Regions from separate parts of the Homo sapiens genome. Here region 1 is linked to region 2. Evidence: chromatin loops called from intact Hi-C (ENCODE). Cell type or tissue: CD14-positive monocyte. All regions are shown on one strand. Each heading gives the region's core, and the rest is flanking DNA. Links, peaks and the distances in the headings are about the cores only. Region 1 has its middle 12 kb from the start of CLLU1-AS1. Region 2 overlaps LOC105369905 (a long non-coding RNA gene).

Region 1 (9,834 bases), core at 1,019-9,018, 150 kb before region 2:
GTTGACATTTCCTTGGCCTTAGAAGTGTTTGTAAATGACAGAGTTAGGATTTGAACCCAGTTCCAGCGAGTTTAAAGCCCAGGTTATTTCCCAATAAGCCAAAGAAATTTCCAATGCCAACCTATTCCTGGCATCTTTAGCAGCAAGAGTGATTATAGTTTCCACAGACAGAAATTGTGTACAGAGTTGGGTGAAAGAACAGTAGCTCCAACATGCTTGGCATCAAGGCTGTGACTGCACGAACTATTCCAGGAAAACTAGTCATCACAGGTGATTGAAAAGAGAAGATATCTTTTAGCAGACTAAAATCTGCAGGCATCTTCATCACTCCTTAATGCAGACAGACAAAACTGATTGGCTAGACTAATAAGATCAGACTTTGTTTTGGAAACTAAATGTCTATTAAGACACGCGAGAAGACAAGATTTCCTAAACATAGACTATGAATAGACTATGAATAGTCAAGAGGGAGGTCGAGGAAAAGGGAATTCCCCTTAACATGGCAGATCAAATATTTAAATTTTAATGACATATTAGATGGAATATAAGAAGTTTTTGTGTTATGAAATAAAAAGAACTCATTCTTTTAAAAAATGGCAATCCAATATTTATACACGTTCTTCTATCTTATAGCATGACTGAATTCGAAGTGTTCTTGTTCATGTCTCCTTCTCTGAGAAAGAGTAAGTGCCTCCACAAACACATTCACTGGGAGTCCAGAAGTGGAGAGTATCGTGTTTTCACTGTTCAAGGTCACGTAGTGGTTCCTGGCCCAAACAAGTAGGAGCTTTCTAAAATTAAAGGCAACTATCCATAAAGGTTCCTTCATCTGCTGTCTCCTAGTCCATTGGCAGGACTTGGCAGGGAAAGCCCTCTTCTTGATAGAGATATTGGACCTCCAACCTATCTCTTCATCTTCTCCCATACATCTCCTCCATACAGGGTTGTCAGGTCAGTAATCCCTACTGGCCATTTAGAAGGTGACATTTATCAATTATAATTAGGTGACTTAGGAGGCTTACTCAACTCCCCAGAATCTCAGTGTCCTCATCTGTGAAACTGGAAATAATAAAGCCTATTTCATAAACCTAATTCTTCATATTAAATGGGATAACATATATAAAGCACTTAGCACATGCTATGACCCCAGAAGATACAGATTCACAGAGCAGATGGAGCACTGCTGTGTCTCATGATACTCAAGCTTGAATATCAAGCTTGACTCCCATTCTGCTAATTCTCCCTCTGGCTACTAGGACATCTTGACTTTCAGGGTCTGGACTCTGGGCCTTAAGGGAAAGCTAAGACTCGTCCTTGTATTTCTACTTTATGTAGGTAGAAGCTGATCTGCATTAGGGCTGGTTGCTCCCTTCTCCCCATCTCAAGCCCCAGAATCTCTTCTTGTATTAATCTCTCTCCCAAAGTTCTTGCTGAGGTCAGATTTCATAGTCCTGCTTTTTCAGCACCTGTTCTTAATTAGTTCAAACTTTTGCAGGTTTTCTTTCAGGCCATATTTTATTTGTTTCCTCAGAAACTCCTCTTAGACTACATCCTTTATCTCCAGACACCTGGGATCCACATTGATTCTTTTATTTTCCACAATTTCTAACCCTGAACAGCTGCATGAATGTAAGCAAGCTTCTAAGCATAGATGGGTGGGTGGTTGGGATGTGTACACGTTATTCATTCATTCAGTCATACATTTATTATTTATAAACTACTTATTGAACACTTCCTAGTGCTTGGAATTTTTTTAAAAATCTCAAGCGATATGCATATCAATACAAAATAATTTCAGTTCTCAAGAAACTTAATCTTGGGAAGGATAAACAAAGACTTATAATACAATATGGTGCAAGATTTACAATAAAGCAGTGGTTCTCAGCATTGGCTGAATAATAGAACCACCTGGCTATATTATATAGTGATGCTTGACTCCAACTCAGACCAATGAAATCAAAATCCCTGTGAGTAAGACCTGGGCATTGCTATGTTTTGATAGCTTTCCAGGTGATTCCATTCTGCAGGGAGGTTTGAGAATCCCTTGGATAGAGGGAAGTATGGGCTGCCTTGGGACCACAATTAAGAGGTCCCTACTCTAATTGGTAAGGTGCTAAAGGCTGCAAAGGGAAGATGACATCTGAGCTAAGTCTTTTTTTTTTTTTTTTTTTTTTTTTTTTGAGACAGAGTCTCGCTCTGTCACCCAGGCTGAAGTGTAGTGGCATAATCTCGGCTCACTGCAACCTCCGCCTCCTGGGTTCAAGCAATTCTCCTGCCTCAGCTGCCCCAGTAGCTGGGATAACATGCACCCGCCACTATGCTTGGCTAATGTTTTGTATTTTTAGTAGAGATGGGGTTTCACCATGTTGACCAGGCTGGCTCAAACTCCTGACCTCAAGTAATCTACCCACCTTGGCCTCCCAAAGTGCTGGGATTACAGGCATGAGCCACCACACCCGGCCCTGAGCTAAGTCTTGACAAATGAGTTGCCCAAGTGAAGATGTGGGAAAGCCATTTCAAGGGCAGAGGAACAAGATGAGTTCATAGAACTGCCTGTAATTTTGGGTACAGTTTAGAGAGTGCTAAATGCTAAAGCATTTAGCCTGTCTCTGGCAGGCAAAAGGAGAGTCATTGAAGGATTGTTAAAAAGGAAATAATATGGTCAGTATTATATACATCTGAAGTACCAAGACATCAGTTGGGGAGCAAATTTTACTTTCATTGCATCTTGCCCCAGCAGAACTATCTCCCTTTAATAAGACCTTTAAAACTGTTGGCACCTCCCTGGCTTCAAACATTAGAAACAGGAAACTCTACCCATGAGCTAACCTTCACCCCATCCTTTCCTGAAACAAAGAACATCTGTTCTCCCACTTGGATGTGCCTGGAGTAAAGAGGGGCGCCTAAGTATTCTCAGTTGACTACAGAGAAATGATTGGCGTCACGTAGATTAGTCATACATACATGCAGATGATGACATAGTCAAATGTATTGAGACATTTTAGTTCCAAAAAGTAAGTGTTTTGTTTCTGATACAGTGCTGTCACCCTTGGCCAGGGAAACCCAGGGATCATAGCTGCTACAGATAAATTATGATTTATTCCTTGGAAGAGGGCCTGAACTCAAAAGAAATTAAGTAGTAATAACACTTGAAAATTCTCTTTCTCCAATTTCAGTATGCAAATCTATTTACATATCAACCAAGCCTTTGGGACAGGTTAGTTATTGTTTGTGGTGGTAGTGGTTGTGTTGTTTATGTTTGAGTTTTGTGTTTTTCTTTAATTCTGAGATACATTATCAATTTAATGACAACTTTGCAGGATAAAAAAGGAGGAGGAGAAAGAAGGGGAGGAAGAGAAAGGGGAAGAGGAGGAGAAGAAGGGAAAAAAGAGAAAAAATGATTAAATTTAATTTGTGTTCTAATTGTGAAACAATCTAATTTCAAAAATGTTAAAATCTGTGTGTTGGGTTAGAGATGGGAAAAGTATGCTGTATAATAAAAAAAAAATCCCCAGGAGGAAAATGAAATATTTTTAGAGGTACTAGGAATTTTATAGTCAATGGGATCCAAAGCTGTATTTTTAGACAGAGAAATCTGAGGCACAGGTAGACGAGAAATTTTCTTCAAATTCTCGAGGGAATTACTTAGTAGTGAAGCTGGAATCAGAAACCTCATTTCTCAGCCTCAAGTTTGGTTTGCTTTCCATGACACCCTAGAATATTCCAACTAATATCTGAGAAGCAAAAAAGCATCTCATCCTTTCTACTCATATTTCTGGCTGAGGGAACTATTCAAAGAGATAAAGTACATGAATAAATAAAAAATGTGTATCACAGCTAAGTACATCTTAGCAAAGAAATAAGCAAAAGACTATGGTGCCTCAGTTCTCAACACTCTCTTTTGTTCATTTATTTAGTGGCTGTTATCTTGAGTAGGTGATTCTTGCATATCAAATTGCATTTTGGTGTGTCAAAGTGACTGGTTTTACTTGTTTGTTGGTTCCTAAAGCTAATTATTATTTTTAACACCTTTTGATATGCTAAATCAGGCTAATGAGACTAAAATGGGATTTCTCATGGGTTTATTAGTCATCAACACCATCTTACATATGTGTATATATGTTTTAATGCTTTCAAAGTGTAAATAAATGATTATACTTGAGACTCATACAAATATCATAAAGCAGCTTTTTCCTTAGTATTCCTCCTAGAAAATAGATATTTCATTGGCAGAGTCGTGGTGAAAGATGTGGTGTCATACAATAAATTTACTTCAGCCAGCTGTGCGAGCTTAAGTTACCCAGTTCTTTTCTGCCTCAGTGGCCTCTTCTGTAATATGGACTGATAGGGGATCTCACATGCCTGTGTTTAGAATTAAGTCGGATAATTCATGTAAAGTGCTTAGCAAGTCACCTGGCCTATTATAACTAGCCATTATTGTTTGCTAGAACATTTATCTGTTCACAAATTATGCATTGATTGCCTATAATAACTAAACTTGAGGAATGCTTATTACGTACCACGTACTATTCGAAGCACATCACAAGTAGTAACTCATTTCATTTTTATAATGACTCTTTGAGGTAAGAACTATTATTACCATCTCTGCTTTACAAATGAGGAAATTGAGGCATAGAGACGTAAAGTCACTTGTTCAAAGCCTAGCATCTGGGAAACAGTAGAGGTGGGACTCAAACTCAGAAAGCCTGGCTATAGGCTCTGCTCTGCTGTCTCCCGGGATTGGCCACATGCTAAGCATTGGGGCAACAGCAATGAGGCCCATAGGGTTTCTGCTCTCAAGGAGATCACTATAAATCAGCCCCGGGAGATGATCCCTAAAAGAGAAGTACGTCGTTTGCAAAATGACAGCACAGACGCACGAGTTCTGAACTCTTCCTCAGAGTTTGGGGAAGTTGTTTAGCCCTGCTTTCTGCCCTCTCTATGGGTCACACACATACTCCGAGTGAAGAATGACGGAGTTACCCATCTTCTGGCTCCTTCCCGTGACACTGGCTACCCTATGCTAAAAACCAGCCCCCAGATTCCACATCCCTGAATGTCTTATTTACAGGTTCTGTCATTTTCATGATAACCTTTCTAATGTTCTAAATTTCCTTTCTGTGGGTTGTCAAGCAAATTCATTCTCGGCAGTCAGTAAGAACTCCTTGTTCAAAATGCCACACATTACAGAGTCAATGATTCTAAACACATTTTTTTTTAGTGCATCCAACTTATAAGCTGCAGTGCTAGAAACAAATTCACACTCCCTTTACACTACAGTGCCATCTTTTCCGAGGGTGGGGCTCGCGTTTCTTCACCATCCAGTTTCTCATACGTAGATTATGATTTCTGCTTTTGCCAAACAGGACATTGTTTGACCAAGTCCTTATGGGAGGAAGCACAGCCCAGTGAGCAGAACAATGATTTGAAAGTCCTGGGTTCTATTTTCAGCTCCTCTGTTGACTAGCTGCGCATTCAGCCCTAGGAAGGTCAAAAGCAGAATGGCCTTGCTTTGACGACTTTCTCTGCATGTACAGCTCTAGATGGAAAATATATCAGGCATCTGGCTCTCAGCCTTGAGGAGCTGGTCTTTGGAGAATACATGTGTAGTCACACTTTGTTTTCATTTTTAAAGCAAAAGAACAAAACAAACTCTCTAGGGGGAAAATGGGCTGGTAGAGAATGGAAGAGAGAAACCTAATAACATTTTAAACAATCCAGGAGTTAAGGGATTGCTTGAGTCATTCAGATCAAAGAAGGCTCTTTGGCACAAGTTGGAGTCTCCGGCATTTGAAAATGGAAGAGGCAAAGAGGAGGAAGCTTTGAGAGACTTTTTCAAACCGGGACGGTAGCAGATACTCAGAACTCTGCCTGTAGGGACCAGGCGGGGAACTCAGGCAGGTTAAGGCCTGTGGGCAAACTGGAAAGCCCAGGCCACCTGTGAAGTGGTCTGCTGCTAGTGATACCAGATGCTTGTTGTGGAAGAAGGAAGTTACTCTTGCCAGAACAGCTGAATTTTCAAGAGAAACTGAACATTGAGATTTTTGTCATTAGAACCCCTGATTTTTTTACATGATGAAATCTAATCATCATTTTTAAACTTTTAAAGGGGCACTGAGCAGGCAAGATCAAACATATAGCCTAAGCAATGTACTCCCCATGTCTCTTCTATATGTAGATGGGGTGTGGTTCCTTAAGGGCTTTAGTTGTATGTTCTGTGAATGAATAGAGGCTAGATTCCAGACAAAAATGATTAGCAGTGACTCAACTTTAGCTGCACTTTGGAATACCTGGGTGTTACCTGGGACTGCAGCCTGAGCACTGGGATTTTATAAATGCTTCTCAAGTGATTCCAGCATGCAACCATGAATAAGAACCACTATGTTAGGATATTGCGAGAAGGTTTAAGCATTACAGAAAGTTGGGTTTTAACTTGATAAGATACATAATCTTATCAAGACACATGTGATCTCTGAACATGGATCAGGGAATTGACATTCAATATAAATGGCATTTTCTTTTCTTTTTTTAGACTCTTTTGAGAGTTCCAGTTAAAAACTCTCTAGCATCATTGCTGATGGCCGTAATTAATATCTTTGGGTTCATTAGCAATCAGCTAACAACAGACATCCATTGGCAAAACAAGGGTATAGTGGTAGAGGTCAAACACAACGAAAGCCAAAGGACAAGTGCAAGCCCTGAGCACAGATAAGTATTTACAGGGAAAATTAACTTTTTTTCTGATGGCCATGAAGCAAAATAGACAGTAGAGCAAAGGGAGCCTTTTACAAGAGCAGTTCAATCTTTGTCCACATTCTAATGGCTATAAAACTCACCATGAAGCTAGCAAATGGTGCATACAACTAATACTTTCAGTCTTTTCTTCCTTATTTCACAGGTCTTATGCATTATAAATAACACGACTAAGTCTCAGCGGTTGTATCCATGGCTAGTTCTTATTTCAGCTTTGGTTCCTCTTGCTATTTACTATGTTTCTCATAAAAGATGTTAGTGTGGATTGAGTATATGAAATCATGTACAATGGAATGTTAAATGGGGCATTCCCTCTTGTCTAGGTATATCAGAAGAGGCCCAATACACTTGGTGCCAAGGAAGCTCACCTTCTAAAACCAGATGGTAGCTTGCCTATAAAAGGATACACTAAGAGGTTCTACCCAAGTTATCACATTGGCAGCCTCCAGCTTATCAAGAGAGACTTTAAAGAACTTGGCAGTGGGGATCTTTCTAGAGGGCGTTGTCAATTTAGGAAGCATCTTCGTCTTCATGCCTCACCTTTCCGATAAGTTTGTTTCTTCCTTAATGCAAACAAAATGAGAGACACTTTGATGGGACCACTTGCAGAGCTTGACATGTGTCATCTGGATTTTAACAGACAGATATCATTGAGATATCTGACTCACACCTGAAAACACTGTAACTAGAACTACTCTCTCTCTCTCTCTCTCTTTCTCTCTCTCTCTCTCTCTCTCTCTCTCTCTCTCTTTATGCCTAAAACAGAGCTATGTGGAGGCTAAGCAGGACTTCCAAAATTTGAAACAAATAAGGAACCTGTTCAAAGAAGGCAGATTGAGGCATCTTGAAAGAAATTGCCTGGCAGGGTGTCATGACTCCATTAGGGGGAACGTACCATTTGAAGCCAAGAGAATAAAGAAGTCATGGATGACTAGCTTGAGAAGGCGTAACTGGAGTCAGGGAAACAGTTACTGAGAGAGATGTCCTGCAATGTAGGGAAAAAGAGGGAGCTTCCCCAAACTCAACACAATGCTCTATGAAACACACATCAGTTGGGATGTTCACTAAACTCAGAGGATCACAATGACAGATTATAAGAGCGCCAGTCAAGTTAGAACTTCTTATTCCATCTTACGACCTTCCTCTTCCTCCCCTACACTCCTCTGTATTCTTCCTCTTGCTCCCCCACAGCCTCTATACTCTGAGAAGCAGTCTCTTGCTCTGCTCCTTCTGTGAATTGTTAATTCAATTATTTCAAATTTCTCACTTCATTCTCTGTCTAGTGGGTGTGAGTCCTGGGTGTCTGGGGATCTCATATGTGATTTATTGTGGTCAGAATGCAAAAATATAGGCAAAATCATAACATAGTAGTTAAATTTATAATTATTTGGATTATTGAAATACATCTATAAAAAGTATTTTATAATTTGTTTTGAATACTTTGTCTTTGGAGAGGCCAGAAATCACAGACAGGAAAGGAGGAGGAGATAGAGAGAGGAGAAGATGGGGAAACCAACCTGGCCTCTCCTCCTACTCCTGGATTTCCAATCTGATAACAGAGTTGTGAGAAAAGACAGAGCTTAAGTTTACATGGATAAGACTTTTGACTAGACTTTTTACTACCTTGGAAAAAAGCTTTTTTAAAAAATTTATTACCTGTTGGTAATCAGAAAAGCCAAGAGAGAACTACTCAGAGTTTTATTAGTTAGAGGAACCTGGGGATTGAGGGTGAGTACTCAAAATGTCAGGTTTGGAGGGGCAGAAGCAAAATTTAAAAAATTGTTTATACCTGCAACCTGTCAAGTCCAGTTTACACAATAATACAAAATAAACCAATTTAACTTGAACACATAAAATGTTTTCATGATGTGGATTCAATTTAACAAGGGCACAACATGATACCACAGTCATCTTTCAAAATTCTCATCTTTAGGATTCAGCTTTGGTACCTTAAAGATATATTGGGTTACAGCAACATTTCTGCAGGAAGCTAATATGTATTCCTTAAAAAGAGTTCCATGATCAAAGATATTGGTGACAAACTTGTTCACTCAAAAAATAAATAGAGGCCAGCCATGGTGGCTCATGCCTGTAATCCCAGAACTTTGGCAGGACAAGGCAGGAGGATCACTTGAGCCCCAGAGTTGGAAACCAGCCTAGACAATATAGCAAGACCCTGTCTCTAAAAAAGAAATAGCTGAAAGTGGTGGCATGTGCCTGTAGTCCCAGCTACTTGGGAGGCTGAGGTGTGATGATCATCTGAGTCCAGGAATTTAAAGCTGCTGTGAACTATGAAGGCTCCATTGCACCCCAGCCTGGGTGACAGAGCAAGACCCTACCTCAAAAAGTAAAATAAATAAATAAGTAAGTAGGGTTTTTTTTTGTTGTTTTTTGTTTTGTTTTGTTTTTAACTGTAGGTCTCCTAGAATGTTTTAATGTGTGTTGTAAGGGAACAATTCTATAAGAAAGAATACCTGGTGGTGGCATTTTCAAGCTCATTTGTTCAAAGGCTGTTATTATTCCCAAATATTTAGGCTTCCATTTATTAAATATTTGCTGAACATCTACCATGTGCAGGCATGGGGGATGGGTGTTGGGGTTTAATTAAATATATCAAATGGGCTCCTCTCACTCAAAGATCTTATGATCTAATGGATTGCTTATTTTAGTCCTCATCTTAGTTTGAAAATCTCTTTGGAGAGATCTGTTCTATGCCATTTTTCAGATTTCTGCCACTGCAAAACTATTTGTTAACACAAAAATACAAATTACCTGAGGAAGAAGTTGTGTTGTAAAATAGATGTGTTTTTATAAAACAAAATTTAAAAGTGCATTCACAACCAAGCATAACAAATATGCTTTGGTCACCTTTCCTTTCTGTCCTTGATCAACTTCAGCTGATTATGGAAAATTCTTGATAAAGTTATAAAGTCATCCACCTCTTTTTTCTCTAGGTCTAACTCCTTTCCTTGTATTGGACGTCAAATCCCCACATTCTACTCTTTCTGCTCCCTCAGAAAAGATCTGACATCAGTCATTCGGATTGGTGTGGGCTTCCTGTGAGATATTTTGACAAAGGTT
Region 2 (9,834 bases), core at 1,297-9,296:
GCAGGGTCCAGAGTGATTGCACCACTGATTGCTGTGGGGGTTGGGGGGTGGGGAACCTGAGAAGCTCATTGCAGGGAAGACAGCAGTGGCTCTTTGTCTCCAGCTCCAAGCATATGTGTGTCTTTGTGAGTGCAGATCCTCAAGCATATGTCCCAATAGAAACATTCTACTCTATGGGCTTATTAAAGAATCTTAACACCTTCTAAAATTGCCCAAACCCTTATAGATGCCCAGTATTCAACAATGTGAACTGCTTGACCTATTCAGTCAGAAATAATAGAAAATGTATTAAAAGCACTACCTTTTCATGCTCTTAACATAATGCTTTGAATTTCCAGTGCATCCCAGTGGATTACTGTGAATTGTTTTGTAGGCACAAAATTTTCTGTTTGTTTTCCCTCCTACTGTATGCTATAATCTTTGAAAGTGTATTTATCCAAAGATGAAGGCACTTGTTTCTCCCCCAGCCTTCTCTGGAGGAGCACTTAACAGCATGTAGGAAAGCCTATGTTTAAAGTCTGGTTGACCCCCTAGTCGATTTCCCACCCCCGTGATTGCTCTCTTTTAATTTTCATCACAGTTCCCACCTCATTCTCCACCCCACTGACTCTCTAGGCTATCTTCCTGTTACCTGTGTTAGAATACTCCCACTCCTCTTGCCACCCCTGTGTTCAAGAGTCATAACCCTTTGGAGTGCTGTGTCTCTGTGAAAGAAGACAGAGACTGGTCAGACTCAAGGCCTTCAGGAGATTTTATGAATGTGATGGTGCCCATAGCTCCATAGGAACTATGATTATCATCATCAGCCCAGCTAGCAAAACAGACCTGCTCATCACGGTTTATACATGAAAGGGAAAAACCATTTTTCCCATCTTGCAATGATGAGCTTCTCCTTTAGGTGTGTTTTTGAATGATCTCCTGCCATTTTCTCCCCAAGAACTCTTAACATTATTTGACATTCACTTCAGCATCTTGCGACTTGGGTCCAGGAACAATAAACCAAAATAACCAAGTAAAGGAAACATGCATTCTTTATTTTTTCCCCATCCAAACACTTGCTCACTTAGAGCATTCACTGGTGAAAAGCAATGCACCTCCAGCTGGAGAGGAAGAAAGCACAGGGAAACCAGGATGGAATAAGAGTGAATTTGCTATATGGAGAGAATGTCAGATTTTTGGTTTGAATGGGGAGAAAAAGAAAAAGAATAACTTCAAAGGTACTCTGCCTTTGAGCAGGGTAATCAGCACATTTCACCTCATTTTAACTGAATATAGCCTTGCAAGTCCACTGATTCTCTCCTATTTTATTGAGAAAAATCACAAGAGCTTCCCAAATTTTTCTTTTCTTTGTCAGCATTTTATAGACGATTGGGGACAAGTTCTTTGGGCACAGACAGGCCTGAATTAAATTCAAGACTTCTCTGTCATTTACCAGGTGCTTGATCTTTCCAAGGAAGTTTCCTAATTGTAAAAAGGTAAAAATCATGCTGATGTTATCAATATGTTCTGAAATTTTATTTACATAATGTATCGAAAGCCCCTAGTCCTTTCTTAAGCTTAACATAAAACTACTGGTTCTTGATCTGTGTTTAATAACATGGGTCAAATCAAGTGTTTAATAAGTGGTTAGTATTATTTCTTTGTTTTCTTTGCTAGAGATATGGAAAAGAATAAGAAAATAAGCAAGGAAAGAAGCCATGGGGATAAAAGGGTTTGGAGTGTAAACTAACACACATCTCATAACTAAAAGGACTCCTACCAATATAGGAACTACTGGAACATTGTCTCTTAACTGGTCCTCTATTTCTAGATTCTGCCTATGATCTATATCAGTAGTCTCCAAAATACAGTACGTGCAATCAAGCAGGTGTACAAAACAATCAATGGGGGAGATGGAAGAGAACATTAGAACTTCTGTATATACCCACTTTTATCAAATAAAATAAGAGATTAAGCTTTTCTGATATTTAATATGTCATGGCACTCTCAGTCTCTATGTTAGTGATCACCCCTCACATAGGATATGTGGGAAGTCTTGAGGGAAAATGGGAGTCTATAAATCACAGGAGTGGACAGTGATTCCCTAACATTTTCATTTGTTTAATAATTTATGATACATGCCCAGTTGAGTGAATACGTGGAACTATTGTCTAATTCTAACTTGCTGAAAAAATCATAAAATAAGTGAGAAACTTAAAAAGACCCCAAAAATAAATAATGGGTCAAAGATACCACAACAAAGCAAGCCACGTGGTAGAAAAAGTTGATTGTTCTCCACTTAGAAGTACTTTGTCACCATATTACAATATATGGTATAATATAATTATATACATAATAATTATAATTAGATCTGACAAGAGATTAGCTCACCTCAAGAAGATGAATTGGAATATGGATTTATACATACACTCCTTAACAATGTCACCCTAGGTAGACAATAAAATATTAGCTATAATGTTTAGTAAGACTTTAAAACTAAGTAATCAGTACACTAACAGTGTGGCTGTATTAGTCCATTCTCACACTGCTATAAAGAACTAGCTGATACTGGGTAATTTATGAAGACAAGAGGTTTAATTGACTCACAGCTCCACAGGCTGTACAGGAAGAATGGCTGGGAGGCCTCAGAAAACTTACAATCATGGCAGAAGTCTAAGGGGAAGCAAGCATTTCCTACCATGGCAGAGCAGGAGGGAGAGTGAAGAGGGAAGTGTTACACACTTTTAAACAACCAGATCTTGGGAGAACTCACTTACTATCAGGAGAACGGCAAGTGGAAAATCCGCTCCCATGATCCAATCACCTCTCACTAGGCCCCTCCTCCAACACTGAAGATCACAGTTCAACATGAGATTTGGTGGGGACAAAGAGTCAAACCATATCAATGGCTTTTGGTGAGATAAAAATTGAAAATCAAATTTTACCTCTCTCTTATGCTTTTTAATATCCACATATGTACTTTATACTGTACAAAAGTTATTAGTACAAGCATGCACGTATATAAATTACACATAAACAGAGCCTGGCACGGTGGCTCATGCCTGTAATCCCAGCACTTTGGGAGGTCGAGGAGGGCGGATCACTTGAGGTCAGGAGTTTAAGACCAGCCTGGCCAACATGGCGAAACCCCGTGTCTACCAAAAATACAAAAATTAGCCAGGTGTGGTGGTGTGCACCTGTAATTCCAGCTACTCAGAAGGCTAAAGCAGGAGAACACTTGAACCAGGGAGGCGGAGGTTGCAGTGAGCTGAGATCCTGCCACTGCACTCCAGCCTGGGTGACAGAGTGAGACTCTGCCTCAAAAAAAAGAAACAAAAAACTTACACATAAAGAGATATGAATATATGAGTGGGACATGCTCCAACATGATGGGGCATGTTACTGAAAGCTTGGAGGGCATTCCCTACGCTGATGCTGTGTGTTAGCCTTGCCTTTGGGTTATGCCACACCTCTGCTGTCTTGGTCAGCTTACACCACTATCACAGAGTACCAGCGGCTGGGCAGCTTAAACAACAAACACCTAATTCTCAGAGTTCCAGAGACTGGAAAGGTCAAGATCAAGATACCAGTACATTTGGTGTCTTGCGAGGGCCTGTTTCCTGGTCCGTAGATGGCTGTCTTCTTGCTGTGTCCTCAGCAGGTGGAAAAAGAGCTAGCTAGCTTTCTGGGGTCCCTTTTATAAGAACACCAATTCCATTCATAGGGGCTCCACTCTTATGACCTAAATACCTCTCAGAGGCCCTACCTCCCAATATCATCACATTGGGGGTTAGGATTTCAACATGTGAATATTCAGTCCATAGCACCTGCAGAAGGATCTACCTTTAACAGTTCTCTGTTGTCAAATGAATATGGTGTGAGCTACTTACAGGCACATAAGGTACTTTCTAACCTGGCCCCAGCCCTGGTAAGAAACAGACTGGCATAGGTAGTTTGAAGAGAGATTAATAGAAGGACTACAAAGATGTAGGTGGACTCTAGAGAAACTACGAGGGATAGTAATGTGGAAAGATGGGAGGAGGTGCCTGCCCCCCGACCGCAGGCCTAAAGTGGTGGAAAGGAGGAAAGAGAGAGGCTGTGTGGAGAGGGCCCTTGCTGAGACCTTCAGGGAAGGAATGCAGCCAGCTCAAGGCCACCCTGACCCCTCTCCTCTCACCCTTACCTGCGCCCTATTTACTGAATCCAACACAGAGGGAAGATATTGAGGTGGCCCACACAAGCAGCTTTCCATGACACAGAATTGAATAGAGAAGGGTAGTGGACCTGGAGAAACCAACGGAAGATATTCAAACCAATCTCTTTCCAAATTTCTCATTCATTCATTCATTCACTGATACTTTTATTTCTTCATTCAACAACTTCGATTGAGTGCTGTGTCAGGAACTGACTAGGATACTAGAGATACACCAGGAACAAGACAGTTGGTGTCCTGACCCTGATGTCTCATGCTACCTTCCAGAGAAGCAGGTAAAAAACATGGTGAGAGGTAAAATAATTACAGGTCACAATACATTCCTAGTGATAGATGCTGTGATGGGGAATAACAGGGGACTTGCATCAGGGAAAGTGGCCATGGATGATCTTCCTGAGGAGGTAAGACCTGAGGATAGAGAAGGGATTGGCCATGAAAATAGGTTGGGAAGAATATTCTACAAATAAGAAGCAGAATGTGCAGCAGCCCTGAAGTAGAACTCTGCTGTGGTGATCCAGGCACAAAAAGGAACAAGTGTGGCCAGGGTTGGGAAGTAAGAGATGGGCTCGGGACGGTGGGCAGGGACCGCCCCCTGCCAGGCTCCACCAGCTACAGTAAGGAGCTTGGGCAATGACACGTCCTTGAACCAGGGCATTTTGTAAACATCCTTCTGAACTGCTCACCCTGCCAAATATTGTGGCTTTCATGTGTCATGCCTCTGTGCCTTTGCGCATGTAGTGCCCCTGCCTAGAAACTCACCCCCTCTCTTCTACCAGACAGTTACTCATCCTGTGTGACCCAGTTTATATGTCATTTCCTGTGCGAAGCCTTTCTTGGTCTCCTCAGTCTGTCTCAGTCACTTCCTCTTCTGTGCTCCCTTAGCACTTTGTACATGTCTCCCTGCTTTGTCACTATTTGTTTACTGATCATCCCTCTCTCAGGACAGTGAACTCTTTGAAGGCAAAAGCTATTTTACGCTTCTTTGCATCCCTACCCTACTCCACCTCACACCCCCAAGCCCTTGAAGAACTGATACCATGTTCATCTTTGCATCCTCACCCTACTCTTCCCCCAACCCCTAGTTCACCTGGCCCAGGGTGTGCCACGTTAGTAACATCCAAGAATGCATGCTGCATGAATAAAGTTGCAGAAAATAGACCTCCCACTAATTCTGACCTTCAATAGCAATAATACCTGCCCAGAAGAGGCTACCAGTGAATTGTGATGTTTTAAAGCTTCCTGAGCATATAAGACAGCTGCTGGAATCCACTTAAGCAATTAGAAGTTAGATGTTCAACTAGAGTTTACAGGATGCCTTTAATCTATAAAGGATAATAATAGGTAACATTTATTAAATGCTTACTGTATACCAGTCTATTCTAGCAGCTGCACTAGAATGTATTCATTTAATCTTCAGAACAAAACTCTGAGCTGTTTACTCATACTAACCTACTTTACAGATGAGGAAACTGAGGTACAGTGGGGTTAACTGATTCAATGAGGACCACACAGCCAGTAACAGGCAGGACAGGGATTGAGACCCAGGTAGTCCAGCTCCAGAACCCAAACTCTTTTTGCGTGTGTGGATAATTTTTTTTTCTTTTGTTTTTTTGTTTGTTTGTTGTTGTTCCTGTTTTGTTTTGTTTTTGTTTTTTTGAGATGGAGTTTCACTCTTTTTGCTCAGGCTGGAGTGCAGTGGCACAATCTCGGCTCACTGCAACCTCCGCCTCCCGGGTTCAAGCAATTCTCCTCCTCAGCCTCCTGAGTAGCTGGGACTACAGGTGGACACCACCATGCCTAGCTAAGTTTTTGTATTTTTAGTAGAGACAGGGTTTCACCATATTGGCCAGGATGGTCTCTATCTCCTGACCTCGTGATCTGCCTGCCTCGGCCTCCCAAAATGCTGGGATTACAGGCGTGAGCCACCACGCCCAGCCACTTTTTTTTTTAATTTATTTTTTAACTTTTAGTTTCAGGGTTACATGTGCAGGTTTGCTCTATAAATACACTGCATGTCAAGGGAGTTTGGTGTACATATTATTTCATCACCCAGGTAATTACCATACTACCCAATAGGTAGTTTTTTGATTCTCACCCTCCTACCCTCCACCCTCTAGTAAGCCCCAGTGTCTATTGTTCCCTTCTCTGTGTCCATGCATATTCAATGTTCAGCTCCCAGTTATAAGTAACAACATGCGGTGTTTGGCTTCCTGTTCCTGCATTAGTTCACTTAAGACAGTGGCCTCCAGCTCCATCCATGTTGCTGCCATCTCTAACAGACTCCCTTCAAAGATAGAAAAATAGCAATAATAATTTCCTGTTTGTGGATGAAGCTAATACTATAAAAGTTCGTCTTCCTCATCATTATCATTTACAGTCACATCATCTCTCCAAAAGAGATGGATTTGTGTAGACTCGTTGTCATTCTCAGTACCATATGTGCACAATGGCTGCTCATATTTAGTGGAGGGTCTTCATTGTCTGCCCTACCCCATCAAGGAAATAGAAAAATCTCTGTCTGTCTCTCATGGGTATTTTGCCCTGGAGGACACTCAATGCATATTTCTTCAATTAAACCAACCCAACTAAGGAATGTACCTTAAGTGAGAGAGACTTAGTTCACACCTTGAACCAGCTGATTCATGGTAGACCCAGCCCTTCATTACTCTGGGCATGAGTTTCCTCATAGAGAAAAAATTAAATGAGAAATTCTCTTAAGATTGTATCTAGCTCTAAAAATTGGTGAAATTTAGGAATACAAGTCCATGTAAAACTATAATTTCTTTTATTTAGGTGATGGATACTCTCACACTTTGTATCAGCCTATTAACTGCACATGATTAAAAATCTCACAAAACAGGATATGAGAATTTATCGCTTATCAAGGGCCAGAAATAATATCAGTTCTGAAAAACAGAAGCAGAATTCAAAACAACCTGAGGCCTGCACAGAATTTCTTATTACTCCGTCCTGTCCCGTGGCCAGTGAATACAATAAAATGTGACAAGAGAGATTTTCTCCATGTTGGTGACAGACTAGAACCCTTGCACTCAGGGCATGTTTGGGAGCAGCAGCCCCTGGGGCCCTCATTGTGGAGGATGTAATCAGTGTTCCCTACTGAGCCCTCATTGGTATATGGAGACAGATGTGTTTTTCTTTAAACTGTCATGAAAATTGCAGCGATATGGACACAGGCTATTGAGTCATGCGGGGATAAGGTAATGAGTGGAACGCTGTTGACAGGAGAGATGGGAAGGGCTAGAGGGGCTAAGGAGGCAGGAGAGTCACAATTCATACTCCAAGTGTGGCTTAGTGCAGAGATTATTCTGCAGAGAGCTGCTCCAGTGAGATAACCAATTGCATGATTCTGAGCGAGTCACCCGATCTCCTGTTTATAAAATGAGGAGGCTGGATTCAATCAGGAGTTTTCGAACTGAATCCGTAGAAGAGAAGCATCTCATGGAAAAACCAAGTGGGTGGAGAGAGGCACAAACCTAAGTGATCATGCTCTTGACCCTCCATTCCATCTCTTCCACTCTCATCTCTACTTTTACATGTTTTGCATTGGAGTTCAACAAAAGAGTGTATTTCAAAAAAGGTAGGCTATTATAAAGAATAAAGATTTTGAAGCCACGTAGATTAGATGACCTCAAACATCCCCTCCCAACTTTTGCTATGAGTCCACGAAATCATTAACAAATAAGCAGGCATACACTTGCCTTCCCAATTCATTTTCACACCCCCAGCAAATATCTCAGAGTAAATTAAAAGTAATTCTTTTGAAGTTGCCCACTTTTTTCTTTGCCCAGCAGTAGATCCCCCAGCTCCTTGATAAAATAGTCTAACTTATTAAAATCACCAATGATCTCTCTTCACCAGAAAATAAGGCTGGCTTTCAGCCAGAAAACTGATGTGACTTGTTTTACTGATTTCCCAAAATCATTATTCTCTTTCTGCCTCATCATGATAATAATTATTATTGTTATTATTCATGACAGAGTCCTTGCATAATCAACTCTAATATCACACGTAAGCCTTCTTGTCTCTACCACCTGAGCAGAGGTTGGCAGCATTCCTCCCAGTGTTTGATCAAAATGCTGCCACTCCGATGAATCCCAACTAGTCTGCAGTCTCATGATGCTGCACACAGTCACCTGAATCTTCTGTATGGTAAAAAACAAAAGGCCTCCATTTGCTGGAAAAGGCTCTGAGGTGGGGGAGGGATGATAGAGCCACATTAAATTGAAGTGAGTAAATACAAAGCAAGCCATCTTTGTGCATAGAATAAGATAAGGGAAATTGAGAATGGTCCACCATATCACTAAATACAGCCATATGATCTGATTCCATGGCAATTGGCCCAGCCAGACCTGTGGAATTTGCCCAGTCATAATTGGGCTGCTTTTCTATACCTAATGGATCCCAGAATGAAATCACACTGACATCCCAGAAAGCTTTTCATTTGTTATCAGACAGCTTTGGTTCAAATATCATGGTGAGGGAGAAACACTGACAACATTGTATTTCAGCTCTTGGAAGCCGTTCCAACTTTTCATCACATAGACCGTCCCTTCAAAGTTTTGTGCTTGTTCCATTTTGCAGTGTTGGAAATTATATACACAGTGCCACACATGTTGAGGCATTTCTCTGATGCATTCTCTATACTGGAAAGATGCAGACAGTGAGCAAATACTTGCTTGCTGCCTCAGTTCCCTCCTACACCTAAGGTAGAAGCTGAAAATTGATGACAACACTCTTTACTAAATCCAGATGCAGCCTCAAAACAGTTTGTAGAGCATCTGCAAAAAAAAAAATTCATGTGAGTTGACACTTAAGATGAAACTTATTCTCCACCCTGAATGTACACTAGGTAGTCATGGATTTAACATTTATAATTTCAACCATTCAGAAATACCCATCAAGATCATGATAGCTATACAACTTGGCTTAGTCACATAGCTGAGTCACTCGTGATGAAAAGATCCCTCAGCTGAAGAATGAGTCTAACTCTTCCCCATATTGATATCTGAAATACAATATGGGGGATTTTCTTTCTTTTTAAAAAAAAAAAAAATTATGATTAAAACAAAAATGCAGACTATACATTACAGACTAGTACTTATAAATTTGGAGAGTTAAAAATTTTTCCTAACAGATCTCTTCATAAAGGTTCCTGTTATTTAAAACCCCACTATAATAACTACTACTATTGATATCCATGCACAACACAGGCCTGATCCTTAATTCATTCATTGTCTCCACTGTTATCATCTCAATCAATGATGTGAACATTTACAAAGTTGTTCAGAGCAGAAACTTGGAGGTCAAGCTTCAATTGCTCTCTGAGCTCCCCATGCCCTACTCTGAAAATATTCTACAGATTCTACCTTAAAAATATACCACAATCTGCCCACTAATCTTCCACTTTGATTTCTGCCATCTTGATCCAGCCATTTGTCATATCTTTCCCACACTATTGTTCCTGACTGATCTCTTCCCCTGTCTGCTTCCCATTCTACTCTCTGTTTTTTCTATTGTATGCTCAAAGTGTGGGTCTACAACAAGGTAAGGTGCTTACATCAGAATATATATGTAAATCAATGCACTCCTTCTTTCATTTTGTCTGTCCATAAGCTCAGCTA

Evidence for each region. Hi-C counts contacts between places; a loop is a spot of excess contacts. Peaks named below come from ENCODE experiments on the same cell type or tissue, not always from the same donor. Only the 100,000 strongest peaks of a DNase experiment are listed, where the experiment ranks them.
Region 1: it touches region 2 in a loop (3-fold over the local background); 2 of 110 quality-filtered maps call a loop at or near these places.

What each region holds. Positions count from the first base shown.
Region 1 is chr12:92,440,044-92,449,877 of GRCh38, forward strand. No RefSeq gene overlaps it. Among named protein-coding and RNA genes, the nearest start is that of CLLU1-AS1, 12 kb to the left of the region's middle. RefSeq lists enhancers at 5,540-5,649, 5,970-6,039, 6,170-6,239, 6,970-7,219. In CD14-positive monocyte, for the core only: no CTCF peak of the experiment used is centred there; DNase peaks (open chromatin) are centred at 2,978, 4,898 and 5,358; H3K4me3 peaks cover 648 bases; H3K27ac peaks cover 2,182 bases.
Region 2 is chr12:92,589,070-92,598,903 of GRCh38, forward strand. All of the region lies in intron 1 of LOC105369905 (a long non-coding RNA gene), which reads left to right. It overlaps LOC124902983 (a long non-coding RNA gene), which reads right to left. Exons shown (of 2, transcript XR_007063406.1): 2 at 8,637-8,991. Among named protein-coding and RNA genes, the nearest start is that of PLEKHG7, 110 kb to the right of the region's middle. RefSeq lists enhancers at 4,191-5,390, 4,630-4,729. In CD14-positive monocyte, for the core only: no CTCF peak of the experiment used is centred there; DNase peaks (open chromatin) are centred at 2,632, 4,952 and 9,142; H3K27ac peaks cover 1,588 bases.